Linked DNA regions of Homo sapiens: region 2 is linked to region 1. A link is a loop called in an ENCODE intact Hi-C map of the cell type or tissue named here. Cell type or tissue: psoas muscle. All regions are shown on one strand. Each heading gives the region's core, and the rest is flanking DNA. Links, peaks and the distances in the headings are about the cores only.

Region 1 (16,318 bases), core at 2,929-10,928:
TTTCTTGGAAGTCTTATCTATAACCTCATCTTCATTAATTTCATTAACCAAAGTGGATTTGGAAGTGGTAGAAATACACTCTAATGAAGAGTCTGATGCTACTGAAGATGCTGCTTGTATAAGATTCTTATCTTCTCCTAAAGGATCTGAAGTTATATGTTCTTTGGGCACAACTCCAGGGATGGCTAAGCCATCCCTTTCAAAATTCTGTCCTGCTGTGTGGTCACTTGGATTTAATTCCTCTATATTCCCAAATTTCCCCAGATCATTATTAATATTTGTAACTGAATCAGACTTTATTATATTAAATTTGGCATCTTCAGGACTATTTATTTGGTCATTCTGATTAAATTCCTCTGTACTGTCAAATTTCCCTAGATTATCCTGAGTATTTGGAGCTGAACCAGATTTTATTGAACTAAGTTTGGCATCTTCAGGACAATTTACTTGGTCATTCTTATTAAATTCCTTTATACTGTCAAACTTCTCTAGATCATCATGAATATTTGGAACTGAACTAGATTTTATTGAATTAAGTTTGGCATCTTCAGGACAATTTATCTGGTCATTCTTTTTAAATTCCTCTGTACTGTCAAATTTTCCTAGATCACTATGAATATTTGGAACAGAACTAGATTTTATTGAACTATGTTTGGTATCTTCATGGCAATTTTTTTTGCTCTCCTCATCAGTGGTTACTGCTGAGCCACGTAAACTCTGGTCATTAACAGTAACCTTGCTGTCAGTGAAAGAAAATTTAAACAAAGGAAAAATGCTTCCTTTCTCTTTTAACTCCTGTTGCTTTTCAGAATGACCAAGACTTCTAAAAAATGGAAGATTTAGTTTTCCACTAAAGGAAAAGGAATGACCATCTTTCTTAGAGCCCCTTTCTAAACCATCTTCCTCCACCTGGCGAATTTTCACAGGTTCTGACAAACTTTCCTTTGAACAAGTCTCAGGGGAAGTGAGCAAAAACTGGCTAAATGATTTTCTGAGTGGCTCAAGGAAATCATCATTACCTGTAACTTTGTCCTCCTCTAATGGCTTTGAAAATACCTCTTTATTTGCAGTTCTACTGCCAGCTATACAAGGATGTCCTGGAGTATCTTTGGCACATATTTTTTGTTGATCTGGTAAAAGAGACAGATCTATACAGAGTTTTTCTTCCAATAGACTCTCATCATTTTTACTTGCAGAACTAACTAAGTTTGAAGGTTCACTGGTTACTTGGGAGGACAACAAATTCTCACTTGTGGGCATCTGGAACCAGCCCGTAGTTTCTTCATCACTCCCATTTAAAGCAATGATGCTACTACTGTAATTGTCAAGAGTGCCTTCCCTTTTATTTAACTCCAAACCACACTCAACAAAGCTTTCTTTTCTTGGTGGCTTACTCTGGTCATCATCTTTTTTTGTTTCCTCCTTTTCTGAAAAGATCTTCAATGGATTTAACCTGCTGAAAACCGACTTTATAACTGAACTCTGACTCTGTGGAGCCAAGTCCTTTGCAATACTTTCTGTTGTATTCTGAAAGTATAAACTCCCAGTTTTATTACCCATGTGCTCATTTTCAGAGGTTTTTCTATGTCTGTCTATATTCACATTATCATCTTTTTGAGAGGATAATGGAGATTGCATGGAAAGATCCTTCCCCAATACTGCCATGGCTCTGGGTTTAGATCCCAAATTAATTGCCTCTATTTGATTAAGAGTTTCTGTTTTTTCTGGAACTAAGGAAACCAACTTTTCCACAGAGTTTGTTAGATGCTTTGTGCCTGAACCCACTTTTTCTGTGAGTGAACTAAACAAAGAACCAACAGCACATTGTACTCCAGTCAACTCAGGGAAAGAGATGGCCGTGTCCTTGTCATTCTTGACAATAGTTAAAGGTGGTATTTGATCCCCAGGCGTTCTCTGTTCTGCATCAAGAGTACTATTTTGTTTATGTGATTTTTTAGTTTTTGAAAGTGAACCAAATCTATTAATCTCCTCTTCCTTCTCTGCTAAATATTCTGACACCGTTTCTACCAAACACTGAAGCTCATCCATTGTATCAATACGGTCCTCCTTGGGCTCCTCAATAGAGGAAGGGGTTATCTCTTCTATAGAGCACTCAGACAGATCTCCAAGTGTTTTTGCATCACAATTCATCCTTTGTAATGGCAATGCTGAATTTGCTACATAATATTCCTCAGGAAAATCTCCAATATGGTGGACATTGGATGAATGCCATGTTGGTGACTGTAAATTTTCCTGCTTATCAGAAATGGGGGAACCCAGAAGTTCATCAGAAGTACTACTAGTAGAATCTTCAAGAATATCTAATGAGGTAAAATTAGTGACATGCTGGTTTGAGCCAGATGACTTTTCACAGTGCCTTAAACAACTGGACAGATCATAATCATGACTTTCCAACTTAATGCGCTGCATGCCACTCTTAACCACAAATCCATTTTTGTAGGGGTACAAAACTGGGTACCCCATATTTTGTTTCTTTTCAGTATGGCAAAGGGTACAATTTTCAGTATTAGAATATGTACTTTTGTAGTTAGTCTTAGTTTCAGATCTCTCACCATATTGCCTTCTTTCACTGTCTTCAAAATGATTGTATAAGGATTTCTTTTTTCTTCTTCTATCTAGTGTATCATATTTCTGAGCATACCTGGAGAAAACAGAAGTTTCAACCTTAAACTCAGTAGAGAATTCTGTTTGTTGGCTCTGAGGTGGTATCTTTTTCCTGTTCTTATACTTTGGTTGTTTTTGTTGGCTGTAGTATTTATCAGCTTTTGAAAGGGTTCTAATTTCTTTTATCTCTGCTTCCTTCAAGTTTATGTTATTATTTTCTAGAAACTCTTGTGATATTTTCCCCTCTATCTCCTTATGTATATCTTCTTGCTCTTCATAGTCAACATCAGAGAAAGCTGAAATAATCCTAATTTTTTCATCTTTAGCCTGTGAGCCTTGTCTGATGTGAAGGGATAAAATTGGAGGAACAATAAAGCAAAGAAAAAGGAAGAGACAGGGAAAAGGAAGAAAGAAGTTATAAGATTTAATACATGTTCAATGAGAAGACTAGAACAATAAAATTGCCAATGTGATAAAAAGCATTCAGACTAAAAAAATATGAAAAGGAAATCCACATGTTCTTAAATATTATATCAATGTAGTCAAATAGTTTATTCCATATGAGAAAAAGAACAGCTATAATATCAATTTTTAAATGCTTCAACTTGCAATCATTTTTCATTGGTGAGCTTTTTAGAATTCTTTTATTTTTCTAAGAAACAAATGAAAAAAATGAAACATGTTGTACCAATATCTAGAATGTATTTGCAATATTAAAGTATACCAGCAAAATATATCAAGGGATTTCAAGAAAACGAAATTTGCTGATAAATTTTTAGTCTAAAAAGAAGCCAAGCTGTTAACTTTCTGAAAGTTATATTTGAGGATGTGTAGCCAAGAATATAGTCAAACATATTTCTTTTAATAAGAAAAAAATACATATAAAACCATTTTTTACTATCAGCAGAAGTCAAACTTTGTTATACTACAAAAAAATAACAAATTATTTAAGGCCTTATAATTTTTTTTTGAGACGGAGTTTTGCTCTTGTTGCCCAGGCTGGAGTGCAATGGCACATTCTCAGCTCATTGCAATGTCCGCCTCCTGGGTTCAAGCAATTCTCCTGCCTCAGCCTCCCGAGTAGCTGGGTCTACAGGCACCCACGACTAGGCCCAGCTAATTTTTGTATTTTTAGTAGAGGTGGGTTTTCACCATGTTGGCCAGGCTGGTCTTGAACTCCTGACCTCAGGTGATCCACCCGCCCTCAGCCTCCCAAACTACTGGAATTACAGGCATGAGCCACCATGCCCAGCCTAAGGCATTATAATTTGTTGTTTGTGAAATCTAAAGGCTATATGCATTGAGGATCACAGTGAAAAGAAAATCTTTCCCTATACTGATTATAGCAGCAGAAGCTACATGCCCACCTTAAAACAATGAATACTGAAGATAGCCTGAACTTTCTTTCACTTAGATTAAAGACTGCCTTCTTCTGTGTACCAAGGTAGGGATGGAGAAAGAACCTAAAGGCTAGGAGCTTATGAGTTCAGTGTGTTCTTTATAGATATAACATCCAAAAGCATTCATTTAGGAAACAGAAGCAAGATCAAAGCAGACACTTAGTCACTAAAAATCTTCCAGAAGGCCAGGTGCAGTGGCTCTCACCTGTAATCCAAGCACTTTCGGAGGCCAAGGCAGGAGGATCACTTGAACCCAGGAATTCAAGACCGGCCTGAGCAACAACGCAAGACCCTGTGTCTAAACTCACCATGTAGCAGTTTGGTGAGGTGGGCAAGAAAAGGACATCATCCTATGGTCTGGTGAATTTTGTATTGATTGACTGAGACAGAGTCTTGCTCTGTCATCCAGGCTGGAGTGCAGTGGTGCAATCTTGGCATACTATAGCTTCGACCTCCCAGACTCAAGCAATCTCTCCCAACTCAGCCTCCCAAGTAGCTAGGACCATAGGCATGCGCCACCACATCCAGCTAATTTTGTTTATTTTTTGTAGAGATGAGGTTTCACTATATTTCTCAGGCTGGTCTCAAGCTCTTGGACTCCAGTGATCCTCCCGCCTTGGCCTCCCAAAGTGCTGGGATTATAGGCATCAGTCACTGCACCTAGCCAGTCTAGTGAATTTTAGAAACTAAAAGGATAAGCTAAATTGGAATGATTTCTTGAAAACTAACCTCCAATCAATAAAATAATTGATTCAGGCACGGATCAATGGATGCTAATATCATTGAGTAAAAGACTATTGGGGAAACAGAGTATTGATACAGTCTCAGGTATCACTCCAGATATTATTAATTACAAAGGAGAAGAGGAAACTTTACACTGGAGAAATACGGCATATACCAAATTTTTTAACCATGAGATCAAACTAAACATCACCAATAATAAGACAAAGTAGGGGCCGGGCGCGGTGGCTCACGCCTGTAATCCCAGCACTTTGGGAGGCCGAGGTGGGTGAATCACGAGGTCAGGAGATCGAGACCATCCTGGCTAACACAGTGAAACCCCGTCTCTACTAAAAATACAAAAAATTAGCCGGGCACGGTGGCGGGTGCCTGTAATCCCAGCTACTCGGGAGGCTGAGGCAGGAGAATGGCGTGAACCCGGGAGGCGGAGCTTGCCGTGAGCCGAGATAGCGCCACTGCAGTCCGGCCTGGGCGAAAGAGCGAGACTCCGTCTCAAAAAAAAAAAAAAAAAAAAGACAAAGTATGTGCTTCCTGAATGCATGTGAAGGAAACATCCAGCATTTTTGCCAAAAACGTTTAACCTGATTCTAAACATGAAGAAATAATCAGACAAAACCAAACGAAGAGGCATTCTCAAAACAACTGGCCTGCACTCTTCAAAAAAAAAATGTGTCTTAGGCCAGGCACGGTGGCTCACGCCTGTAATTCCATTTGGGAAGCAGAGGAAGGCGTATCGTTTGAGGCCAGGAGATGGAGACCAGCTTGACCAACATGATGAAACCCCGTCTCTACCAAAAATACAAAAATTAGCCGGGCATGGTGGCGTGCACCTGTAGTCTCAGCTACTCCGGAGGCTGAGGCACGAGAATCACTTGAACCGGGGATGCTGAGGTTGTAGTGAGCCGAGATCACGCCACTGCACTCCAGCCTGGGAGACAGAGTGAGACTCTGTCTCAAAAAAAAAAAAAAAAGCTTCTTAAAAGACCAAAAAACCAAGGTAATGAAATTTTTGCTAAATTAAAGGAAGCTAAGGAAACATGAAAACCAAATGCAATGCATCACGGTTCTGGATTGGATCCTGGACCAGAAAGGAACAAATATACATACAGAACATTATGGAGATAACTGGAGAAATTTAAATATGGTCTAAACATTAGGTAATAACATTGCATCATTAAACTTCTTGAGTGTGATCATGATATTGAGGTTATATAAGATAAAGTTCTTTTTCTTAGGAGTAACATGCTGAAATACTTTCTGATGAAGTAACACAATATCTGCAACTTATTTTTAAGTGGTTCAGAGAAAATGTATGTGTATATGAATACATATTAGGGAGAATGAGATAAAGTAAATGTGGTAAAATGTTAACACAACTGGTAAATCTAGGCAACATGAATATGGGTTTTCATTGAATTATGTCTCCAAATTTTCTTTAAGTCTGAAATTTTTTTTAATCTTAGGGCAGGGGAGAGCACATATGTATGTACTTGCTTTTATACTCATAAATATATGACAACAGTCTATGGAAGGATACATAAGAAACAACAGTAGGAAGGGAATTATGAAACAGGAAGAAGATGGGGTGGAGGAAGGTAAGTGTGGGTGGGAAACTCTTTATGCTGTATTGACATTTTTTAACCACATAATTGTTTTATATATTTAAGAAATAAAATAAATTAAAACAAAGTTCCAGTAAAAATACTGAATCTGCTATAAGAAATCATACTGGTTTTCTTCTAAAGTTCCCAGGGAAATATTTAGGCAAGAAGGACTATCCAATCTGTGATTTTTTCTGTTTTTAATCTTGGCAAAGGGTATAACAAACTCACTGAGTCAGGAAGTGGGGCAGATACACCCCAAGTGGGATCGCCCTGATCAGTTGAGAATCACTGATCATGAAGAGAAGTATTCCTTATGGCAATATATAAACATAAAATTCCTTATGGCAATGTATAAACATGTGGAAGAAAAAAAAGACTAATAATCTACACAAAATGACTGTAGTTTGGCCGGTGATACTGCTACACTTACGCTACCTCTTCAGGTTAAAGCATCCAAATTCTTCTTGCCAATTGCATCATGAGACCTGGATATTAGGAAGAGAAAGTACTTTGTGCTCAATACCCACCTGATAGCCCGCCGCTCTGGATAATCAAGGTCATAACTTTGCATAGAGTCATTACAAGAGTCCCGGGAACTGCCTTGAAGTAGCAGCTGCTGTGGCGATCGCACCGGCACAGGGAACTGGTGCACAGAAGCGTTGGGCTGGGAAGCTGTATGGTAAGGAGGTGGGAAGCTGTTGCTGGTCTCACTGCGATAGTCACTATCTCGGTCATCGACGGCACTATCAGGGTCTTCAAAAGCTATGGAATAAGCACATTCAATCAAAGCACCCCAGCTTTATTTAGTTCTTCAGAATTATTTCTGCTTCTAACTTAGTAGTAACAAGTCTGGACCTTGAGAACAAAAGCAAGCTGAGCTTCACATGAGCCCAGTGACGACCTCAGAGCCATGAGCAGAACTGTCTCAATTAATACCCACAAGTTTCTCTTCCTTATCATATGAGATATATACTTAGTTTAATTTTAGTGCTTATTCTTAGAGGAGCTCTAGGTTGCATTTTCCCACTGTAGAATTCTTTGGAATTCTGCTTCTCCAACTATCATAACCATAATTAAAAACTGCTTTTAAATGTCACAAATACAGTCTGGTCCCCTGTTATTAAAGAAAGGGGAAAGGAGCAGAGGTTTAAAAAAGTTAGCTTTTTCATATCTTGGGGAAAAAAACCCCAAAACTTTTATTTAACGTTGTCTTGGTGTTTTCAGACTTTTAAACATATGGATTGAACCAAATAAGCAGGTCTAACATCAGAAGCTGGTCCTGGAAATCAGGAAGGTCAAAGCCAAGGCCTGGAAATCAAGTCAAAGGCTCTAGATGCAGCTGAGAACAGCAGCACTCTTACTGTGCTGCTGCAGTGTTAGCTTTTCCTAACAATTCCTGTCAAGCACCTACACCCTAGGCTCAGAATTCCCATCCAGAGGATGGGCTGAGAGAAGAAAAAACTTATGCACTGCCAATGGGATCTTGCTGACAATGCAGCCAAGTTTATCCAACAGCAGTGACTACAATTTCGTAGAATTATTTGTCCTTCAGACCAGCACCTGACTGGCTACAGTTTTTTTGTTAAAGTTAACTAAAAAGACCACACTTACAAATCATCGCTGTGCTTGGAAAGGGAGCTCAACCTAAGAGTGCTTTGAAGCCTGTTTTACAGAGAGGAAGTCGTATCTGACACCATACCCTTATGTGTATGATTAACAGGGTTCCACGTGTCCTTTCTTGACAAGTTCCTATTTGGCTTACAATGAGGAAAAGGAATGTTCACCATCCCAAAATGGAGATACTTTTAGCACAAAATGAACTCATGTTAGTAATTTTAAAAGATTATCTTGGGGCCAGGCGCGGTGGCTCCCACCTGTAATCCCAGCACTTTGGGAGTCCAAGGCAGGTGGATCACCTGAGGTCAGGAGTTCAAGACCAGCCTGGCCAACATGGTGGAACCCCATCTCTATAAAAATACAAAAATTAGCCGGGCATGATGGCAGATGCCTGTAATCCTAGCTACTAGGGAGGCTTAGGCGGAAGAATCGCTTGAACCCAGAGGGTGGAAGTTGCAGTGAGCTAAGATCATGCCATTGCATTCCAGCCTGGGCGACAGAGCAAGGCTCCGTCTCAAAAAAAAAAAAAGATAATCTTGTAGCAATGTGGGCAGTGGAAACCTCCTGAAGACCGTAAGATTAGGCTTTTACAATTGCTCAGGCAGGAGATAAGGACCTGCATCTATACAGCGGAAACAGAAAAGAGTTAATGAACTAGAAAAAGAAAATTCCAGACAGAATTGTAAAACATGGGGCCATATTGAAGATAATAGGGAAATGACCCCCCTTGGCTTCATTAGACAAGTTGGTAGATAAGAATTCCACTAAAAGAGAGCACAAACATGTGGGTTTTATAGGTAAGGAAGAAAATCTGAGCATTGGACTCTCAATAACATTTGTGGGTACAGATGGGAGACAGGGGTAAGATGATCTTATGAGCTTTTCCTATTTGAGTTTATGGTTACATGTGAACATAAAAAAGGAGAGGAGAGGGATTAGAACTCCGGGAGGAAAAATATCAACATGAGAAAGAAGCTAATGTTCAAATGGTCAGGAACAAGTATTAGTTAATACTTGACATTTGGAGCAAGTAGTCCACTGACCAGGGCAGGAGTAGCAAAGCTTGAAAACAAAAGCAAACAAGAGGGATGCAAAGCATTCTGCTTACAAAGCATTCTGATGATATATTAAGAAAAAGAGACTTTGGAAGCACTGTTTTTAGCCCTTGATGCATCTGTTGTTCTGAAGACAAGAAAAATAGGACCCAGAGACAAAACCATATGCCACTCAGACTTAATTCTTTCTGAACCCACAGAAAGAGCAAGTCTGTAGAAGTCAGTGCTGGACTATTCATGCATACAGATGAAGGGGCAGAGGCAACAAAGGAGACAAAACCAGAGGTCTACTAAACTCTGGCAGGAAAAGTATTAGCACATAACCCAGAGAAACAAGATTCAGTCTCCAAGGAGGCAACTGCGACAGACAATCCTATCACTTTTGAGGCCAGAGAGGGCAGCTCAGCCAGAGTTAGAAGCCCACAACCCAAATCCACAGGTTTTACTTTCTCCCTGCATGTGACCTATTACTCCTAAATAATAGTCTGCTTTTTGTTTATTTTGCTAGGCTAAACAGAGATACTCTACAACTTTACTAAAGGCTAACAACATTTCTACACTAAAGAAATAAAGGGCAAATATTAAGAAACAAAGCATCCATGGAAAGAAGAGGTTGGGAGTAGAAGAGAATATGAAAAGCAGGAGAGGGCAAGAGAGAGAATATACTAAGGAATAAAGTGAGACAAAGGAGAGAAACAGAAAAAAGTAGTGAGAGGCAATCACCTCCAGTTTTCCTAAAAAGTAAACCTCCTGGCACCAAGCCTGATTAGAAACTAAAAAGGGAAATTCAGGAAAATATGTAACACTTCAATTTGAATTAAATAACTGTGTTTTTAATGTGTCACTGACGATCTCTTACTGCCTCCATAATCTATCCCACAGCACCATGTCGGCTAGACGAGAAAAGCCCTGGCTTTGCAGAGAGAAACTGAGTGCAGGTTTGGTTGGCTCAGCCTAAGAAGGAACTAGAGAGCCAGTTTGAGGGTAACAGTTGAAAAGCCCCTGGTAAAGTCTATTTGAAAGATGGAAAATTAAAAGGCTGGGAACACCTACTCACTCAAATATTCACTGACTGCCTACATATCCAAAGCTAAACAACACAGAAGACTCAGAATATAGAGTCAGTCTAATAGGAGACAGAATATATAGACACAAATATTGAATTGCTATGCAAGGCAGTTAGTACAAACCAAGTGCTATGAATTAAAAGTAAAATCACTTCCTGATAGGGTAACTAAGGAAGCTTTAAGGAGGAGATGGCTTTGAAGAATTGGTTCATTTTTAATAGGTGAAGATTGGAGGCAGAAGGGAAATATCTTCTAGAATTTGGATAAAAGCAGTGGCATGATGAAAGGCCCAGTGGTAGGAAAGGCTATATATTTTTGAGAAACCATTTTGTAGTTCATTTGATAGGTAAATAAAAAGACATAGAGGAAATTATGGAAAATTAAAAACCTGCAAAAGTAGGCTGGGAAGGTCATCTAACCTGGGGCAAACAAAGATGGGCCTCCAAGCACACAGCAGGCACTCAAACAAAATCCAGTGAAATACAGAAAAATGAGGCCCTCTAGTATGTGGTATTCCTGGATTGAGTCTTGGATTGGTCTTTAAATCCACAGCACACCTATTAATAGAACTTCAGCAACCAAAGAAAGGAAAGAAAATTCATTCACATTTTTTTCATGGCTTAGTTGCTTTTTCTACTTGAAAACCTTAACTTACCTGAGCTCTGTTAACCCATTTATGCCTGAGGTTGCAATTTATGCTTGAGGTCACCTACTGCTTGGCGATGACCTTGAGCAGTAGGATATAAATAACTCCCACATGCTTAGAGTTCCAATAATGGAACACTAGGCATAAATGGGTCAAGCTGCTTTTGAGTACTTTCCTAATAGCAGAAGTACTCAGGATTCAAATCACAGAAAGCACAGACTTCATGAGAAATTCCAGTGACAGGACAAACTTTGGCCCGTCTTAGTACCTACTGGATACCTAATCACTGAGACTCAACCAGATCCTGTAAGATGGGTAACACAACCAGTAATGTCAGCCTAGGGCTACATGTTTTGCCACAAAGAACTGGCTGCCCACTCTCTAAGCTCTAGAACAAAGGTGGCCTTAGCTGGGCTGCTTCAGGGAAAGCCAAGCCATATCCTCAGCCTCTTGTTTCCTTAACAAAAGCAGGTTTTTGGCTGAAATGGCATTCACAATTTGCTAGACCAATAAACCCAAGACAGCAGTCTGTTCTGCATATCCTCCTAGTCAAGAAAATCAGCCAAATCAGAATGCACACCAATCACCTTGACTCTAGTTCATCCTAGAATGAACCTTCTCCTTCTGGTCACTGCACTCCTTAGCCAAAGGGACCAAAGGAGAAGGCCACACTAGGGGGCTGATGCTACTACTTGCCTCTGGGGAATAAAAATTAGGAGATCTTGTCAGGATTATGACTGGGACTTTGGTTTGAAATTTGTAACACACATAAACACACACAAAGTCGTCAAGAAACCAGCCTGAAAGGATATAACATTCCACCACAGGTCATTGTCTCCCGATATTTAAGTAGGAGAGGAGAGGGAAATGGAAGTCTATGCATGAATATCCAGCTTCACAGTTCAGAGGGAGTATGTACTTTGTGGGTAAGATCAAGAAAATGATAAGGAATTTCAATTCTTACGTACTCTGTTGTTCTCCCCAGCCCAAATAGGTCCAGTGACCTAAGAAAACCACAAAGAAGCAGCAGATAATTTTTGAAAATACTTTTTTGAAGGAATTCAAAAGTCATTTCCCCATCTCAGCAATTATTATGTGCCTTACCTTACTTAAGCCTACCTCACTTGTATTCTACTAACTTTACATAACATAGAGTTTCTGCCTTCTACCAAATGTGAGACAAATCTACAAAGTATTCTTGTTCTCTGCCTTTCACTATAGAGAGAGACTAACAACAACCCAAAAAACCCACAGAACAACAACAACAAAAAATTACTTCTTCCATATTGTTTTAAGCCCCCTTCTGGTCTAGGTCTCTCTCAGAACACCATCATTTAGGAGCTCATGTCTTTCCTTTGTCAAAATAAGAAAAATTAGATCTCTGTCTCTAAGAAACCCTTCCTTATCTCTGTGTTCACCAAACCTGAGCCCATCACAATAAATCTATGAGAAGCTAAGCCCTGATACCATGGGTAAGGGAGTAATTCCCTTGTCTGGGAGCGAAGATAGTCAATTTTGCTGTTCTCTACTGAAAGTTAAAAGGTCAAAGAATGGCAATGTTTATCTCTTAAGAAATTAATCTTCTAATTAAGCTCCCAGACTCCCTTACCCATGGTATCAGGGCTTAGCTTCTCATAGATTTATTGTGATAGGCTCAGGTTTGGTGAACGCAGAGACAAGGAAGGGTTTCTTAGAGACAGAGATCTAATTTTTCTTATTTTGACAAAGGAAAGACATATGAGCTCCTAAATGATGGTGTTCTGAGAGAGACCTAGATCAGAAAGGGGCTTAAAACAATATGTAATAAACCACTCTAGCCTATTGGGTCCTTAAAGAGAGCCACTTCTTCTGAATTACCTATAAATTTTTAATAAAATCCACTAAAACACAGAAGCTTTGAAGGACAGGAGAAAATTGAAAATATTTTTTATTCATTTTTCAAAATCAAAAATCCACTATTAATTAAGTCCTATCCCACACCCAAATTGAATTTCAAGAAACTAATTGTGATAAAGAAATCATTAAAAATAGGCCTTTAATCTCAAGAAACAAGAAGTAAATAGCTTCATAATTAAGAATATGGGTTTTTTATTTTTTGAGACAGAGTCTCACTCTGTCACCCAGGTTGGAGTGCGGTGACACGATCTCGGCTCACTGCAACCTCTGTCCCCAGGTTCAAGTGATTCTCATGCCTCAGGCTCCCAAGAAGCTGGGATTACAGGCGCCTACCAACACGCCTGGCTAATTTTTGTATTTTCAGTAGAGACAGGGTTTCACCATGTTGGCCAGGCTGGCCTCGAACTCCTAACCTCCAGTGATCCACCCGCCTCAGCCTCCCAAAGTGCTGGGATTACAGGAGTGAGCCACCATGCTCAGCCAAGAATATGGGTTTTAAAGTCAACATTCAGTTCTTCTGGCTCTGCGATTTACTAGCTATATGATCTTGAGAAAGTTATTACAGATATTTCCTCATCTGTAATATGAGAATAACAATAACACAAGTGTCACTGGGTTACTGTAAAGATCATACAGGAAAAAATATGTAAAATGCTAGGCACAGTCCCTGGAAGATGGTGAGCAACTAGCATTTGTTGTTATTTTGTCACGTTACCAGGTTTTTGCTTGCCTTACAGAGTCCTAATAAATAAGAAGCAGAAAAAAAGACACAACTCCTAGAATTGCACCCTCTGACAGTCCCAAGGTCTGCTAAGGAATCTTCAATGTGGGGTCCACAAGGCCCACAAACTGGTTCTGAGTGTGTGACTCCCTTGAAAGTCTACAGTAAGACTCGAAATTCTAGGAACATCATATGATGCCAACCCAGGCTGTTTTCAGTACTTGAGCTAATCCTCAATCCTGGGCATACGGGACTACTAATCAATCACAGACTTTAATTTAGTGATACCCTGACAGCCAATTTTCTTCCTAGGCACTTACTTTATTCCGACCACCTATGTCTCTTCTTCTCACCTCTCAGAAAGGATATGTTGGCTTAGTGTGCCATTTTAAAATTGTAATAATTTATTTCACTTTCTAACCATGGGGGGAGGGGAGGCAAAAAAAAAAAACCCTCCTGTAGAACAGTTGCCATAGCAACTGCTAGAGGGTAATTACTTCATTTCTTTTAAAAAGAAAATGGAAAAAAAAAATCACATAGAACCTCAGAATATGTCTATCAACTTAGATTGCTCCAGGCAAGTGACAATGCTGTTTCTCACCACAATTGTGAGCCCAAAGAAGCCTTTCTGGGCAGGACACTGCCCCTCATCTTTGAGCACCCCACAGCAGTTTCTTATACATAAAAGTTCTCAGTAAATATCTACTGTACTAATAAATTGAATGAATAATCTGATCCCATCTACTGGGCCCATCTCTAACGCATGAAAAAACAAGTCATGTTCTCTGACAAGCCAGCTCCATATTCTCACCACTTTAGCTCAGAACCGTCATAAGATAAATTACACCGGTTTAAATAAGCAAGTTTCCTTCCCTATCCCAAAAATGCATTAAAACACATAACTAGCCAGCAGAACAATTACTGAGGATAGTTAGGTTTTGCTAGGCATTAGTACTGAGAAAAGGAAGGGGAAAATGTCCCAGGAAAAGGAAATTATGCATGCAAAGGCATGTTCAGTGAGCTGAAAATAGTTCCAGAATATCTAGAGTGAGAGGCTACAGAGTTATGAAAGAACCTAATGACTATGGGTCTTAGGTAATGTTTAGAAATCAAGTAATATTAAGGATTTGGAATTACCTGGAGGGCAACACAGAGCTATCAGAGCTTTTAAGAGGGGAAAGACAGGATCAGATTTGGCATTTTAGAAAGAGAACAGTGGAACAGTGTGGCCAATGGTGGTTGGTTGGGTAGAAAGGACTGGTGATTCATAGGGAGGAGGTGTCAGGGAGGCTCGTAAGGAGAATGGTGCACTCATCTGTTGATAGCCTGGACTAGGGAAGTGGCAGAGTGGGTAGAGAGAAGGGGATAGATTCATAAGATATTCTGGAGGGAAAATCAATAGCATTTAATGAGTAAATAAAATGTGGAAAGGAGGATTAAATAATATTGCTTAGGTTTTTAGCTTGAGCTACTGGATGAATGTGACATCATTCACCGAGAAAAAAATACAACATGGGGGCAGGCTGAAGAAGATGATTAATTCAGGGTTAGGTATATTGACTCTGAGATATCTATGGAACATCTCAAATGAACATGGCCAGTAGACAGCCAGATATACGGGTGTGGAGCTCAGGAAAGAGATGTGGAACAGACTTGGAAGTTTTCAGACTATATGTTCCAATAAGGGCAGGGATTTTTCTGCTTTGTTCTTTTGCTGTATCCTCAGCACCTGATAATGCATGGCACAATGTAAAAGTTCAACCAATATTTACAAATGAGTATAAATAAAAATGCAAGTAAATAAAAACACTAAGGCAGAGTGCAGGCCAAGAAAAAAAGACTATATGAAGTGGGGGAACCCTAAGGAACAATCACATTTAAAAAGCAGACAGAAATTTTAAAAAGAAGAAGAAAAAGAGGAAGAGAAGGAGGAGGAGGAAGAGGAACAATTGACAATCCAAAGCGTCAGTGAGGCTGTGGAGCAACTGGAACTCTTGTACATTGTTAGCGAGAATGCACAGTGAAGTCGGGCATGGTGGCTCTTGCCTGTAATCCCAGCACTTTGGGAGGTTGAGGTGGGCAGATCACCTGAGGTCAGGAGTTCGAGACTAGCCTGGCCAACATGGTGAAACCTGTCTCTACTAAAAATACAAAAATTAGCCAGGCATGGCGATGGGCACCTGTAATCCCAGCTACTCGGGAGACTGAGGCAGGAGAATCACTTGAACCCAGGAGCTGGTTGTTGCAGTGAGCCGTGATCATGCCAATGCACTCCAGCCTAGGCAACAGATTAAGACTCCAACTCAAAAAAAAAAAAGAAAGAAAGAAAGAAAGAAAAAGAAATGAAACTAACTCTAAAGGAAAGATAATTTATGATAACTTATAACAAGTTCAAAAACAGGCAAAACCAAAAAGTTAGCTGGGCATGGTGGTGCAGGCTTGTGGTCCCAGCTACATGGGAGGCTGAGGCAGGACAACTCACAGAATTCAACGAAACATTTTACTTATGTTTACCCGTCTACGGTAGAGGATATTACAAAGGACATAGTTGAACAGCCACATGAAGAAATACACAGAACAAGGTCTGGAAGAGTCCTGGGCACAGGAGCTTCTGCCCTGTGGATTTGCGATGCACCACCCTCCCAGCACACGGATGTGTTTGCCAACACAGAGGCTCCAAAAATCCACAGTTTTGGGATTTTTATGGAGGCTTTATCATATAGACACAATCTATTATAAGTAGTATTAGTGGTATTATTTTTTTGTAGAAACAGGGCCTCACTATGTTGTCCAGGCTGGTCTCAAGCTTCTGGAGTCATCCTACTGCTTCAGCCTCCCAAAGTGCTGGGATTACAGACAGGAGCCACTGTGCCTGACCTGGCATGATCAATTATTAACTCAATCTCCAGTTCCTCTCCCTTTCCTGAAGGAAAGGGAATGGGGCTA
Region 2 (16,318 bases), core at 3,617-11,616, 61 kb after region 1:
ACAGAGTTTTAGTTTTGCAAGGTGAAAAAGTTCTGGATATCTGTTGCACAACAATGTGAATGTACTTAACACTAGTGAACTGTACACTTAAAAATGGTTAAGATGCTAAATTTTCAGTTATGTCTCTTACCACAATTAAAAATTTTTTAAAAGAAGCTATTAAAAAATACTCACAGGTTTTATGCCTGGAAAATATTAGATGCTCAAATATTTGTTAAGTGAGTCTCTAAGTGAAAATATTTGAATTCTTAAAAAATAATGGTATAATGGTATATCCTCATTCCTAAACATTTTACATTGACTATAACAACTTCTCCCCAAAACTCACCTTTTAAAAACATCAAGTATGACCATCTAACCAGCACTGAAGAGAAACACTCAGGCAATATATGGATCATATCAACTTCAGAGACATTTCAACAGATACACTTTCTAGTAGCCACATGAATAAAGCAAATATAGCCCTTTCCTTTCTCCTTGGTTCCACCTGTCCAAAACTTCAGCTCCTTCCCTTCAACTAGCTCTTTAACAACTGGTAGCAATATTTCAAAGTCTTATTTAAAAACACTTACACACACCTTCAAATAGTCTACAACGTAATTTGTATAGTGCTTTCTCATCCATATGGTACACCCATAAAATGGTATACTATGCACCTGTTACAAAGAAGGAGAGTGGGAAGTGCAAGGTGGCAGAGGAGCTGCTGCTGCTGCAGGTCTATATGCTCTGATGTGGGATGATTCACCAAGATATACTAAGTGCAAAACAGCAAGGCACAGGGAATGTGTTAGAATATGCTACTATTTGCGTTTTAAAAAGAAGATGGTGGTGTGTGTGTGTGTGTGTGTGTGTGTGTGTGTGTGTGTGCTTATATTCAGAAACTGACTCTGGAAAGATACACAAGAAAGTATTAATAGTGGTAGCCTATAGGAAGAAAATGGATTTCTGAAGGGACTTTTCACTGGATAACTTTTTAAACCATTATTAATTTATTCCTGCCTCATTCCACAAAAATAGTTTTAAGAAGAAAAAAATACAGAGAGATACAAGCATGTTTATTGCAGTGCTATTTATAACAGTACAAACTTCAAACAATCAAAATACCCAACAGGAAGTGGTTAAATGTATTATACAAATAGTTAAAATTAAAAGCCCAGGCTCTAGAGTCAGACCATGGCCAAAATACTTAAATACTCTCTGCCATAGTTTGCTTATCTCTAAAGTGGGGAATAATAGTTGGGCCTGCCTCAAAGGACTGAAATGAGGATTACTGAGCTAACATATGTAAATACTTAGTGACATGCCCACCAACACACAATAATTCACCATAAATGTTACTTTGTTATTACTGATTTTTTTTTTTTTTTTGAGACAGAGTCTTGCTCTATCACCTAGGCTGGAGAGCAGTGGTGGAATCTCAGCTCACTGCAACCTCCATGCCTCCTGGGTTCAAGTGATTCTCCTGCCTCAGCCTCCTAAGTAGCTGAGATTACAGGCGCACGACACCTTGCCCAGCTAATTTTTTGTATTTTTAGTAGAAATGGGGTTTCACCATGTTGGTCAGGCTGGTCTTGAACTCCTGACCTCATGATCCACCCACCTCAGCCTCCCAAAATGCTGGGATTACAGGTGTGAGCCACCATGCCAGGCCCTGATTTTTAAATAAAATCAACTACTAAAAGTAGAAGAATAATGTCTATTTTATATAACATTTGTAACTATGTAATTAGTGAGTGAAATCAGTCAAAAAGTAATACAACATTAAAAAAACAACGATTTAAAGTCTCTGGAAATGGTTCTAAGTGCATACAGCAAAAGAAAAAACATTTATTCAAGAATATCTACTAAAATTTGGTGAAAATGGTCAATATCTGTGGTATTTGAACCAAGACCCACTCCCTCCAATTGATTTTCCCTTCACTTGCAGCTTGGTCTACAGTCCCACAAGAAAGACTTCCTTTCTATTTTTCTGAAATAATAGTTGTTCTGAGTTTAGTTCTTTCTGAGCTAGCTGGAAAATCATGTCATTTTTGCTTAAATCACCATAGGATACAAGATACAAATACACTGAGATCATAAAATGACAGCAATAACAATAGAATATGCAAATATCAATAATATGAACAGTAAAAAATTAAAATAAAACTAATAGAAATCAACTAAACTAAAACAAGATACTGTTGCGGGAAGTCAGGGACCCTGAACAGAGGGACAGGCTGAAGCCATGGCAGAAGAACATAAATTGTGAAGATTTCATGGACATTTATTAGTTCCCCAAATTAATACTTTTATAATTTCTTAAGCCTGTCTTTACTGCAATCTCTGAACATAAATTGTGAAGATTTCATGGACACTTATCACTTCCCCAATCAATACTCGAGATTTCCTATGCCTGTCTTTACTTTAATCTCTTAATCCCGTCATCTTTGTAAGCTGAGGTTGAATGTGGCCTCAGGACCCTGTGAGGATTGTGTTAACTGCACAAATTGTTTAAATAATATGAAATCTGGGCACCTTGAAAAAAGAACAGGATAACAGCGATGTTCAGGGAAAAAGAGAGATAACCTTGAAGTCTGGCTGCCTGTGGGCCGGGCGGAACAGAGCCATATTTCTCTTCTTTCAAAAGCAAACAGGAGAAATATTGCTGAATTCTTTTTCTCAGCAAGGAACATCCCTGAGAAAGAGAATGTGTCCCTAAGGGGAGGCCTCTGAAATGGCTGCTTTGGGGACGTCTGTCTTTTACGGTTGTAGATAAGGGATGAAATAAGCCCTGGTCTCCTGTAGTGCTCCCAGGCTTATTAGGACAAGGAAATTCCTGCCTAATAAATTTTGGTCAGACCAGTTGTCTGCTCTCAAAGCCTGTCTCCTGATAAAATGTTATCAATGACAATGCATGCCCGAAACTTCATTAGCAATTTTAATTTCGCCCCAGTCCTGTGATCTCGCTCTGCCTCCATTTACCTTGTGATATTTTATTACCTTGTGAAGCATGTGATCTCTGTGACCCACACCCTATTCGTACACTCCCTCCTCTTTTGAGAATCACCAATAAAAACTTGCTGGTTTTGTGGCTTGGGGGGCATCACAGAACCTGCCGACATGTGACGTCTCCCCTGGACACCCAGCTTTAAAATTTCCCTCTTTTGTACTCTTTCCCTTTATTTCTTAGACCGGCCAACACTTAGGAAAAATGGAAAAGGACCCACGTGAAATATCGGGGGCTGAATTTCCCCTGATAAGATATCATACAAAATAATCAAATAAAGATTAACCATTGGGAAACACAAAAGACTGCCAAGGATGTGCAGAAACAGGCACTCCCCAGATATAATTTATAAGAGTATAAATTGGTATAACCTTTTGGACAAGGAACTTAGTAGATTCCATAAAAAGTAATGATGTACTTATACTTTGATCCAGCAATTCTACTTTAAGAAATTTATTCTAGACTCAAAATGGGCAAAGATATACAGAGTTATTAGTTTGCGGTATATAACATCAAAAAAAAAAAAAAATGAAAAAACCCACCTGTCAATCAATAAAGGATTACTTAAATAAATTATGGTAGGCCAGGCATGGTGGCTCACGCTTGTAATTCCAGCACTTTAGGAAGCAGAGGTGGGCGGATCGTTTGAGGTCAGGAGTTCAAGACCAGCCTGACCAACATGGTGAAACCCTGTCTCTACTAAAAATTACAAAAAATTAGCCAGGTGTGGTAGCACAAGCCTGTAATCTCAGTGACTCAGGAGGCTGAGACATGAGAATTACTTGAACCCAGGAGGCAGAGGTTGCAGTGAGCCAAGATCATGCCACTGCCCTAAAGCCTGGGCAGAGCAAGACTCCATCTCAAAAAAAGGAAAAAAAAAAAAAAGATAAATTATGGTAGAGGCATCTGTTCAGATGAATAAGACAGATCTTAAAGTATAACATGGAGCGATGTTCAGGATAAATGTCTAAGCAGTTTGTAAAACACTATATATCAGCAAATAAATATTACATAGGGTATGATCCAAATTTTGCCAAAATAAGTTTTTGGAAAATAAATATCATGTGTCTAAACCAAAATACAAGAATGTTAACAGTGGTTTCACACTGGAGAATGCAGAGAAGATTAAAGGAACTGGGAAAATAAACTTTTAACTTTATCCATGTACATTTCCTTACTATTTGAATTTTTATCATGAGCATGTATTGTGATTTAATTTACATTTTAAATTATTATTCTATTTATCAGTGCTATTTAATACTTAAATTAACAAATCAGAAGGTATATATAGTCACTTCAAGACAATAAATGTTTATTTTCAAAATAATAAATCTAACAAGCAAATATTTCATAAGTCATTATAATAAATAGTCACAGAAAATTAAATGAGTTGAAGAGAATGCTTTTTAGTGTAGATTCTTTAATGAGCACTATTCTATATTCTACTTTGCACCATTCCCTGGGTGAAGTGTTATGAGAAAGAGAGTGAATGAAGACAAAATATCCTCAAAGGAGATGGCTGAGGTGACAAAATATACATTAATGAAACAACTAGCAAACAATTCCAAACAATATGGTAAAAATTATTAAATAGTTTTAAAATTTTACTCACCAAAAGGCAACTCAAATCTTGTATCAAGCAAAATTTTATGAGGAGTTGGGTTTCTAGTTCCACAGATCTCATCGTCTTTCATTAACGTCTCTGCCTCTAATGTGGACCATTCCCCAGGCCCTTCCTAGGAAACAAAGATCTAAGATTAAAGTTTAATCTTTCTTGGCTCCCTCTTAGTTCAAGAGTCAGGTTTTTTTCTCTGAAGTTCCTTGTTTGAGCTTCTGAGGGCCATTCACATCCTGATAAGGCAAACACACCACTATCACCACCTGCCTCCACTGCATGTGGCTTCTGTTTTCCCTCTTTGGTGGGGAGAGCAGCTTTCACTGTGCTCAGCTCTGCAGGTCTAACGAGGACAGAATGTCTGGAGTACCATACTCTAAAACTAAGTACCTCTGTGGATCAATATTTAACCTGCACAGTTCTTAATGACTGTGTCACTGTTTCTAGTCAGTAAAAAGCTACTAACATTGCTGGCTAAATAGGATTGAACTGGGGCAGCAATGAAAATGAACTGCCCATCTGCCTGGGGAGTAGAGACTTAGCTAGAACTAAAAGAAATACAGAAAATACAGGCAATTTCAACTTCCCCACTCCCAGAGAAAACTCATGGTCCATGTTAACACCAAACAGGAATATAACAGATTTTGTCCAGGTCCAAAGTGGGGAAATGATGCTGAGTTATGGTCTAGTCTAGGAAAGTGAGGCAAGAGTTCAATCCTAGAAATAACGTATAGAGACAGTGTGAATACAAATTGCCAAGCCTGGTAGTTCCTTAAACTCTGTCAGGCTTACATGCAGAAGAAGGGCACTGAAAACTAGTTCCTTGGAGATTGGTAACTCAAAGAAACAAAGCAGAGAATAGCCAGCCAGCTGGCTAAGGAAGTTTAATGGGACTCCTCCCAGGGCAGTGACTTAGAAGAGAACACAGAAACCACAAGTACCCTAAGTAAACACACACACCGACACACACATACCTCAGAAGGGGCTATCTACCTGATAAGGCTGAAGAGGTGCTCTGGAGCCTGTGAGTTGTCACAGGACACAGGGTAGGCCAGACATAAATAAAATCATCTGAACCTTCAGGTGAAGTTAGGAACAGGCAGGTTGCATGCCCTCTAATTAGAAAGGGGGAAGAATAATCCAAGATGCATGGATGAATATTAGCTAAAGTGGAGCTAGCATGGGGAGAAGCATGGGCTGGGAACCATACTTCCAAACAGAAAATGCAATGACTGACCTCATCCGACTGACGAATAGTCTTCAGCGCAATCCACACAGTCCCCACCATGGTGTCCCAGATCAGTCCTTTGTTCCATACCTCCACACTTAGACCCAGGTCCAGGCGACTAATCTCACTAAGGGAAAGAGGAAAGCCCTTTGAGGAAAGCTAGACAATATGAAAGAAACAACTACATCTCCTGTTTTGCTAAACTTTGAATGCTTTCTCACCAGGATCCTGTCTTCAGGAAAAATCAAAATTTCCCAGAATGCCACGACCATTTTTAGGCTCCAAGAAACCTATAATAGGTATCCATAGAAAACTGCCTTTGTTACAGTTAAATAAGTTCCAGAGACCTGCTGCTATACCACATAGTGCCTCCAGTTAGCAATAAGGTATTGTGCACCTCAAAATTTAAGAGGGTAGATTTCATATTAAATGCTCTTAACACACACATACAACAAAAAAAAGGAGACACAAGTAAACTTTTAGAGGTGATAAATATATTTACTACCTTGATTATGGTGATGGTAACACAAGTATATAAATGTCTAAATTGTATACATTAATTATGTACAGTTTCTTATATCCCAATTAAACCTCAGTGGGGAGGGGGGGCGGGAAAAGAAAGAAAAATGCCTTTGTCTATCCATTCTTTCCGCTTTGGAGATACAATCATAATTAGACTAATGCAGTTTCACACAATATGAGGCCAAGTAATAAGGACATTATTGCCAGGCCTGCCTGCCAATTTCCACCCATAGGCAACAGTTTTATATGTTTTATTGTTAACTAACACTGCTTCAACTTAAACTACACATCGTATACAGGAAACTTTTAGGAAAGGTAAGTCTACTTTACAAGATTTATCAGGCTGGGCATGGTGGCTCAAGCCTGTAATCCCAGCACTTTGGGAGGTGCACAGATCACCTGAGGTCAGGAGTTTGAGACCAGCTTGGCCAACGTTGCAAAACCCTGTCTCTACTAAAAATACAAAAATTAGCTGGGCATGGTGGTGCACACCTGTAATCCCAGCTACTTGGGAGGCTGAGGCACAAGAATCACTTGAACCCAGGAGGCAGAGCCAAGATCACGCCACTGCACTCCAGCCTGAGTGACAGAGCCAGACTCCATCCCCACCAAAAAAGCCGGGGCGGGGCGGGGGGGATTTATGAAAGGGAGTCCAGGTAGAAGTAGGGTCCCTGAGAACATATAAGTTTGATAGGAACATGTGGTCACAGGCAAGTGAGGGGCTCTAGAGTGTGCTAGTTCACACCACTCAGTCCCTGGAGACTCATTAATCATTATTAAGCTAGGCACTGTCACTTATAAGCAAAATTATTACCATGGGATAATGATAAATACAATGATTTTCCTATAATAATAACCAGGGGAAAAAATTCGAAAAGAAATCATTCCATAAAGAGCCAGATAAGCACTATTTAAAAGCAGTATCATACATGGTTGAATATCTGCTTGGAAGGACTAACTCAAACATAATCCCAGTATTAAACTAGAATACGCAAATAGTACCTGTGTTAATGCTAAAAACGTTCTCCAGAAAGCTCTTATTGAAACACAAGGTTACTTGAGGGGTAATCCAAGAAAGATGAGAAAAGACCAATTCCAGCAGAGAAAGCAGAAAGGCATTCTCAGGAAAACAACAGCTATTTATCACAAGTAGAAGCTTCAAGTCTGTACTTTAGAGAAAGCTTGGGTTCCCTGTTGTGCTATAAAATAAATGTTCTCAGATTCACAAGTTTGAGATATAGAATGACAGCCACAGAATTCATGTCAGGTGTTGAAAATGAATAAAGCAAAGAAAATTTGTCCCTTTTATATAAATATAATACAGCATAGAATGTACTGAGTTAATTTATTCATTTAATTAGCATTTCCTGAGCACTTACAAGACATATGACTTAGTGCTTTGGAGTAGAAACATAATATAGGACTCAGTTTTTGTGTCCAAAAACTTCTAAGCTATCTGGAGAGCTGTTCAGAGCCACAAAGTAGATGAATAAGCCTAGCCACTAAGTTACAGTGTTCACAGTGGAGAAACTAAGCTTTTTGTCACATAATTTAATTCAGCCTAATTAACCAATTAGTCTTGGAAAAGATATGTGACATCCTCAAATCCATTGGACTTATCCATCATTTGAATATGGAATCGAAAAATTGCTTGGGCCAGGTGCAATGGCTCATGCCTGTAATCTCAGTATGTTGGGAGGCTGAGGTGGGAAGATCACTGGAGCCCAGGAGTTTGAGACCAGCCTGGACAACATGGCAAAACCTAGTGTCTCCCAGAAAAATTTTTTTTAATTAGCTAGACATGGTGGCATGCATCTGTAGTCCCAGTTACTCAGGAGGCTGAGGCAGGAAAATCATTTGAGCCCAGGAGATCAAGGCTGCAGTGAGCCAAGATGCTGCCACTGCACTCCAGCCTGGGCAACAGAGTGAGACCCTGTCCCACAAAATAAAGAAAAAAAGAAATTTGCTTGGGGATACATATATAATATTCCCAAATCAACTCCCAAATAGCATCTCAAGCCAACAGACAGAAGAAATAGCCAGAGGTCTTCAACAGCTTGACTTGAACAGATAAAGAAGAAAATCTGCTCTTCAGAGAACTCTCTAGGGAGAAGGCCCAAACAATGAGTATATATTCTATAAGAAGCTTCTCATCTCACCTACATTTGCTCAGCAGGTCCAGCTAAGAGAGGTCTGAGAGCTCTGTTTATGCTTCATACCCAGGACCCTAGGGAAGTTTCTTTTCTGTTAATTCAATCAACAATATACATAAACACGTGTATAGCAGACTCTGGGCTACACAAATGCACACAAATAGTGAAGATGCCCACCTTACCCTTAAGAAATGAACAATCTAATCCTAAAAACAAGATATGAAAATATTAAAAACAAATAATATAAGAAATACCAAAACGAATATTAGATACTGCCACATAATACATCATGGAGAAGGAAAAAGGAGAACGGGAGATAGGAAACCAGCACTGGAGATTCCGGTGACAAAAGGACAGGGTAGTAGACTAAGTTCTGCAAGGAGTGAACCAAAAAAAATAAGTAAATAACTAAAATAGGACAGGATAGGAGGAATAAGGAGTAGGAAGAGCAGAAAAGTAGAGAAAGTAGCTAATAAAACCCACGTGTAAAAGAAGAGGGCAAAATTCACACAGCATCTCAACGTGGGAGAGACAGGAAGAAAATTCACACATATCACAGCAGGGTCAAAAGGGGAAGTGCTATGGGAAATTGGAAAATAAACACATAAGAATAATGCTGGCTATGCTGATGAGAGGCTGCAGAAGATCACTGTGCCTCATATGATGGGAAGAGTTATAACTGGAAATTATGGTTATAGCCAACTGGAAGTGCTAGGTTTATAAACCATAGCCAGGACTATGGCTAACATACTGGTATGGAAAGAGACTTGCATAAACCATTTGTAGCTGACTCTGTACACTGCATGTGTAAAGAAGGAAACAGGTGCTCTCGGTCTCATATCACTGTCACTGAGAGAGGGAATAAATGAGGCTTATATAATCTTGAGAGAGAAGCAACCAGTGAGAAAGAAACATGACACCATTGGCCTCCTTCTCTTTGAAGCCCAGTTCTCCCTCAGCTTCCAAGACACCATTATCTCCTGGCTCTCCTACCTCTCTGTTCAATCCTTTTTAGTTCCCTCTGTCCCCTCATTAAATGCTGCCACTCTCCAGCTTCTACTCCAGTCCCTTTTCTCACCATACACATTCTCTCCCTAAGCTTTCTCATCTTCACCTATGGCTTCAACTGACCAAAATATTTCTCCAAAGCAGACTTCTTCCCTGAGTGCCAGCTTTAGGTTTCTAACTATCTTCTGTACCTCTCATCCTTCCTATCTGTCCTATAAGAATCTCAAATATAAGATTGTCCATAACTGATATTAATCCCTATCCTACTGAATGGCATACCACCCAACCCATCTTCCAAGAAAATGTTTTGGTTCTACTTCCTGAATACCTTCTATTCATCCTTTTCTACGTCTTCTGCTATTGTCCTAGCCCAAAACCTTATAATCTTTGCCTTTAACTATCACAATAATGGTCCTATAGGAAGCAATATAAGCTGGGTGCAGTGGCTAACACCTGTAATCCCACAGCTTTGGGAGGCCAAGGCGGGAAGATTGCTTGAGCCCAGGAGTTTGAGATCAGCCTGGGCAACATAGTGAAACCCCATCTTTACAAAAAATAAAAACATTAGCCAAGGTGTGATGGTACATGCTTGTAGTTTCCATTACTCAGGAGGCTAAGGCAAGAAGATCGCTCAAGCCCAGGAGTTAGAGGCTGCAGTAAACTATGATCATACCACCACACTCTAGGATGGGTGAGAGAGTGAGATCCTGCCTCAAAAAAAAAAAAAAAAAAAAAGCAGCAATATACCAAGAGCCCAGAGGATTGGAAATGTCTCCCCTTAAAAATAATAACCATCCCTATGTCCCTCTGAGCTGCACTATAAAACATGCAAATCGATTTCAGTTCAGTTTCAAATTTCACAGCAAATTTCAGTACGTTTTCTCATTCAGCCCCTTCATGCCCACCTCCAACTCCCAGAAAAAACAAGCATAATCTTCTGAGAAAGGAAGACCTTTACAGATAAGGAAACTAGTGCCCTATGAAGCTAAATGATTTGCCCAGTCCTTCAATATATTCTATACTTTTCTCCCCTTTTGTAGAACAGGAACAAAAAAATCCTGAAACTAAAGGGACAAAAGAAAGAAATAACAAGTTTTTAAAGCCAAAGTTTAATTAAAATCATAATATACTAAACTTTGTCATACACGAGAAATTCTACTAATATTTATTCATTTTAATTAATTGAATATAGGACATTTTACTCCATAAAGCAAAAGGATTATAAGCACAGAAATCTTCAGCCTCTAAAACAGATGACTGAGGTACACATGAAGATACAGTCTCTCACATGCATGGCCACATTCCTTCAAAGAGCCTTCTCAGAATCAAAGAAAGATGAAGTTATGTTTAATGTCATGCTAAGTCTGTTGTACTGTATTCTAATTCTGACCACTGAGAAAATCTGCCTATGTAGTTTTTCACCAACACAAATCAATTGGGAGTTTACCTGCATTATCATTCATCTCTAAGAACAAATTACGAATCCATGAGAAAACAAAACTGCAGTTGTGCTTCATGTACCATGAACCTCACTTATTTCTATAACTCCACAGTTTTCAAAACAGTATTTAACAGTGCCAGTACATTTTATAAATCTCAAAAATACACAAAATCTTCTAATTGTTTCATCCAATGCAATTCCCTTAAAAAGATTATAAAATATGTAGGCACACTGCTGCTGCAAAATACTTACAACATGAAATCCTGTTCCCAGGAAGGCTGATCACCACGAACTGCTACAGTTGTGCTCTTCACATTCTGTACTTTCAGGGTCACATATGTGTTAAATTTATCTTTGAAAAAATACAAAATGGAGACATAATACTTAGTGCTCAGATTGTTACCCATCTCACAAAGCCCTTGGAATTAAGCAATATAGAAATTAAAGTATTACATGTGCAGGAAAAAATTAAGCTATATTGTACAACATAGCCTCATTCAAGACATAGCAGAGTTGCCGAAATTATAAAACTACGTGCTATCTTCAAGAGCATAATCTAAAATACTATTTTTTTAATTTTAAGAAATTTTATATATGACCCAACAGATATGCATACACACACACTCAAACTGAAACAGATTCATGAATGCCAAGATATGATACATTGATATTTCCTGTTCTAATTTATTTAATCTATTACAATGTTAATCCTAACCTACTATGTTAATTATATAGCCCACTTGCCATCTGGGGGGAAAAATCCAAATCTAATTGACCTACTAGGAAAGATAAGGTACGTAAATTTAATAAAATGTAGAAAGAGATACATACCAGAAGGAAAAAAGAAAAAGTGATAAAGAACTGCAGAGCTGAGCTGTTAACAGGGACAAAAATTAAGGAAAAATCTTCACAAAGAAAATAGATTTCAAGCTCGATCTACTCAGTTTGGCCTAAAGCACAAGTTACATAAAAAGAAATCTTTTTTTTTTTTTTTTTTTTTTGAGACAGAGTCTTGCTGTGTCACCCAGACCAGGGTGCAGTGGCATGATCTTGGCTCACTGCAACCTCTACCTACCAGGTTCAAGCAATTCTCATGCCTCAGCTACCCAAGTAGCTGGGATTATAGGTGTGCGCCACCATGCCCAGCTAACTTTTGTATTTTTAGTAGAGATGGGGTTTCACCACGTTGGCCAGGCGGTCTCAAATGCCTGACCTCAAGTGATCTACCCATCTTGGCCTCCAAAAGTGCTGGGATTACAAGCATGAGCCACCAGGCCCAGCCAAAAAAAGAAATATTATCACAGAGTTGAGAAAAGGAAATTCTCTAACCTGAGAGTTGAGTACTAAACAAGTTGATTACTAAACAAAGGTGGTGGCCTGAAACTTCAAACTCAGGTGTCTCACCTAATTCTTATTACAGCACATTTGGCACTCACCTCACTACATCCACATCAGCCATGATTAGGGGCACTGAATTGAGGGTTTGCTTTTCTATGTAAGAAATTAATCCTAATGTTATACAATGAAAAAATAGCAAACTATCACTTTGACTCATCAAATTGGCAAACATTGCTTAACATGATTACCTAATGTTACAGAAGATATGAGAAAATGGAACCCGTCATACACTTTCAGCTGAAGGTAAGTCTTTCTTTTAAATATCATTTAAAATGGTGTGGTTTTATACTTATCAACATGGAAAATTTATAATTATATTAAAGATATATGAGGATAAAAGCCCATACAAGGGGAATCTCCATCCATATCCAGTAGTAGTAGTAGTGCAGTAGGCCACTGAGCTATGTTTTATATTACATTATTTTGTACTCCACCCCAACATCCAATCACACATAGCTGACCAGACCAAGAGTAAATAACCCAAGAGCAGCCAATCCATGAGCTGGCCAAAAGCTGAAACAAACCTGATTCCCTCTCAAAAGATTTTAAATAGGGTAAAAAGATAAATATTGACAATTGGTGGTTGGTGCTGAAGCTAAAAGGAAGGGGTATAAATTCCACTGAGGCAGCTATTATGGGTACAAGATGGGTAAGCATAGAAAACCAGCTGGGAGAGAAACAACAGAGCAGATTCTCAGAAAAAAAGAGCCAGCAGAGACAAAAAGATAATAACCTTTAAAACAAGAAACTGCTCAGAAACTGCTTTCATTACTGTTGCACCCAAGGTCCAGTTTTTCAGGTTTTCCTGGGTTCTCAAGCGTATTCATATATTTCCAGTAACCCTCCAGCTCCCCTCCCTCCTTCCCCAGCAGTAACCAGAGGAAGTCTTCCTAATGTGACAATCAAAATTGAGGAAATGCACATTAAAATAAGGAAATACCATTTTTAATCTTCAGATGGACAGAGATTTTAAAGTTTCATATCAAATGTTGATAAGGATTTGGGAAAATAAATGTTCATAAACTTTTGGTCTCGGTATATATAGTAAAAACTTGCAAGAGAACAATTTGGCAGGAGTTACCAAATTTTTAAAAATATATATACACTTTTGACCCAGCAATTCTACTTCTGAATCTAGTACATAGACACATTTGCAAAAGCAAGCAATGAGAAGTGCACAAGAACATTTATTATTTGTAATAGCAAAAACTTGGGAACCTAAATATTAATCAAGTATTAATCAATCAGGGACCTATTAATCAGGGTACAAATCTACAACAAAATTCTGTACAGCACCTTAAAAGAACGAACCAGACACACACATACACACACACACACACACACACACACACACACACACACACACACACTTTCATGATGTGTTGCTGGGGGAAAAGCAGGTTGCATAAGATATGTTTCACATGGTCTATTTGAATATTTTAAATTTTAAGAAATTTTATATATGACCCAATAGATACATATACACACACTCTCAAGCTGAAACAGGTTCATGAACTGCAAGACATGATACACTGATATTTCAATATTTATCCACTACACACTGGGGCCTGTCGTGGGGTGGGGGACGGGGGGAGGGATAGCATTAGGAGAAATACCTAATGTAAATGACGAGTTAATGGGTGCAGCAAACCAACATGGCACATGTATACCTATGTAACAAACCTGCACGTTGTGCACATGTACCCTAGAACTTAAAGTAAAAAAAAAAAAATTGTTTCCACTAATTGTCAATATTTATCCTTTTACACTATTTCAGACTTTTTTCTGAGAAAAAGTCGGAAAAGGTATATCAAAACCTCTAAATATATAGTTATTATTGAGAAGTAGAATTGGGTTAGCCAAGAGGTAAGAAAACTAATTTTTCACTAGATTAATGATTTCATGAATTAATTTAGTGAAGTAATGAATCAAATTACTGAATTTGATCAATGAATTAATAATTTTTTTAAATTGCTTTGAAATAACAGCAAATACAAGAGGAAAAGACATAATAGAAAGCTGGCCTTACCTGGTGAACCCTGGAATTTGGCCCTTTTAACTGCAAGAGAAAAAAGAGGATACCATGAAGAATGTTTCCAAGTTCATTTTACTTAAGCAACATTTATTAGGCACTACATACCAATGTTAGAACTAGGTTTAGATTGTTAAATCTAAACCTGGAGAAAAAAAGCTGAGACTTCTGATCAAAACTTGAAAGGCAAAGAGTCAGACGAGACCTTAAAAGTCAATCTGATCTCATATCCAATGCAAAAATCTCTGTTCCAGGCTCCTGACAACAAGGTGGAGAGATCTAAGTTACTCCTGTGGCAGGCAGCCAGTTTCATGTGAGATATCTTCTGAAAGTTTAAGTTACAAATGTTCCTTATTTAAAACCTAGCATAGAAATCCCCTCTATTCTGTTCACACCAAAAGAAGAGCATAACAGGCCAGATCTAGATAATAACCTTTAAAACAAGAATGAGAAATAACTTCTTTCTGAAAATAAGCAGATAGTAAGAGGAGCTCCTGTCAATGTAATCACAAAGCGCTGTTTCCAAAGGCAGTAGAGAACTACACAGGAAAGAATCCCACACTGGAGTGCACATGCCAACTCCTGGGAAAGGTCAAAGACCATACATGCAGGAAAACTGCTAAATCTCAGAAAGCACCAAGTAGCTATCAAAGAAGATTAGAGCTACGTGCCACAGGAGAAAAAAAAAGGTGAAGAAAACCCTAAAACACAAAACCTGGAAAGGATGCTTAAGAGTATACGTCTGCCATTCTCCTTATCCTGCATTACTACTGAAAGCTTCACCTTAACTAACATCCAAGTCCTGCTTAATACTTCTAAGAGATGGGTCATTCTGTACCTTTCACACGTCCTCTCCATTTTCAGACAGGATTTTACTAAAATCTATTCTTTTTATTGAAACAAAGTCTGTCTCTCACTGGAGACTACCTTTTGTAGTCCCATTTCAGTTCAAATCCTCTTCCCAACTGGTGTTCTTTTTCACAAATGTGTAGAAAGTACATACACATCTCTCTGAATAGCCTGGCTAAAGCTACCTTAAAAAGATTAAGCTCTGCAATTACTAATTGGTCAATAAGCATAAATTTGCCATTATGCTAGTCAACGATATAGTGATAATAATGGTTCTGTAATGTGACACTCTATTGAGTGCCACTTGATTGCATGTGAAGGATGCAAAGTATTGTTCCTGGCTGTGTCTGTAAGGGTGTTGCCAAAGGAGATTAATGTTTCAGTCAGTGGACTGGGAGAGACAGACCCACCCTCAACCTGGGTGGGTACCATTTAATCAGCTGACAGCACAACTAGGATAAAAGCAGGCAGAGGAACGCGGAAGGAGAAGACAGACCTGAGTCCTCTGGCCTCCATCTTTCTCCCATGCTGGATGATTCCTGCCCTTGAACATCCAAGTTCTTCAGCTTTTGGACTCTTGGTCTTACACCTGTGCTTTGCCAGGGGCTCTCGGGCCTTTGACCACAGACTGAAGGCTGCACTGTCGGCTTCCCTACTTCTGAGGTTTTGGGACTCGGACTGGCTTCCCAGCTCCGCAGTTTGCAGATGGCCTAGTGTGGGACTTCACCTTGTGATGATATGAGTCAATTCTCCTAATAAACTCTCATATATAGATATGTGTGTGTGTGCATATATGTATATGTGCACTCACACACACACATACACACACACACACACACCCTATCAGTTCTGTCCCTTTAGAGAACCTTGACTAATACAGGTTCTTTCTGGGGGCAGGGGGAACCTTGCAATCTACCAAGGCAGTGGAATTTCAAGCTTGAGCATACATTAGAATCACCTGAGGGCTGTTAAAGCACAGAATGCTGGGCCACATCACCTTAGTTTCTAGACTCAGTGCAGTGCAGCAGGGCCTGTGAAACTGTATTTCTAACAAGTTCCCATGTGATGTTACTGGCATTTACTGGC

What was found. Hi-C counts contacts between places; a loop is a spot of excess contacts. Peaks named below come from ENCODE experiments on the same cell type or tissue, not always from the same donor. Only the 100,000 strongest peaks of a DNase experiment are listed, where the experiment ranks them.
Region 2: it touches region 1 in a loop (4-fold over the local background); 3 of 110 quality-filtered maps call a loop at or near these places.

The regions. Positions count from the first base shown.
Region 1 is chr9:35,286,510-35,302,827 of GRCh38, reverse strand. It overlaps UNC13B (unc-13 homolog B), which reads right to left. Exons shown (of 40, transcript NM_001371189.2): 8 at 6,898-7,132; 9 at 1-2,662. Among named protein-coding and RNA genes, the nearest start is that of UNC13B, 130 kb to the right of the region's middle. RefSeq lists a silencer at 11,609-11,809. In psoas muscle, for the core only: no CTCF peak of the experiment used is centred there; no DNase peak of the experiment used is centred there.
Region 2 is chr9:35,226,107-35,242,424 of GRCh38, reverse strand. It overlaps UNC13B (unc-13 homolog B), which reads right to left. Exons shown (of 40, transcript NM_001371189.2): 2 at 14,381-14,410; 3 at 11,206-11,305; 4 at 5,839-5,956; 5 at 4,599-4,722. Among named protein-coding and RNA genes, the nearest start is that of UNC13B, 72 kb to the right of the region's middle. In psoas muscle, for the core only: no CTCF peak of the experiment used is centred there; no DNase peak of the experiment used is centred there; H3K27ac peaks cover 4,682 bases.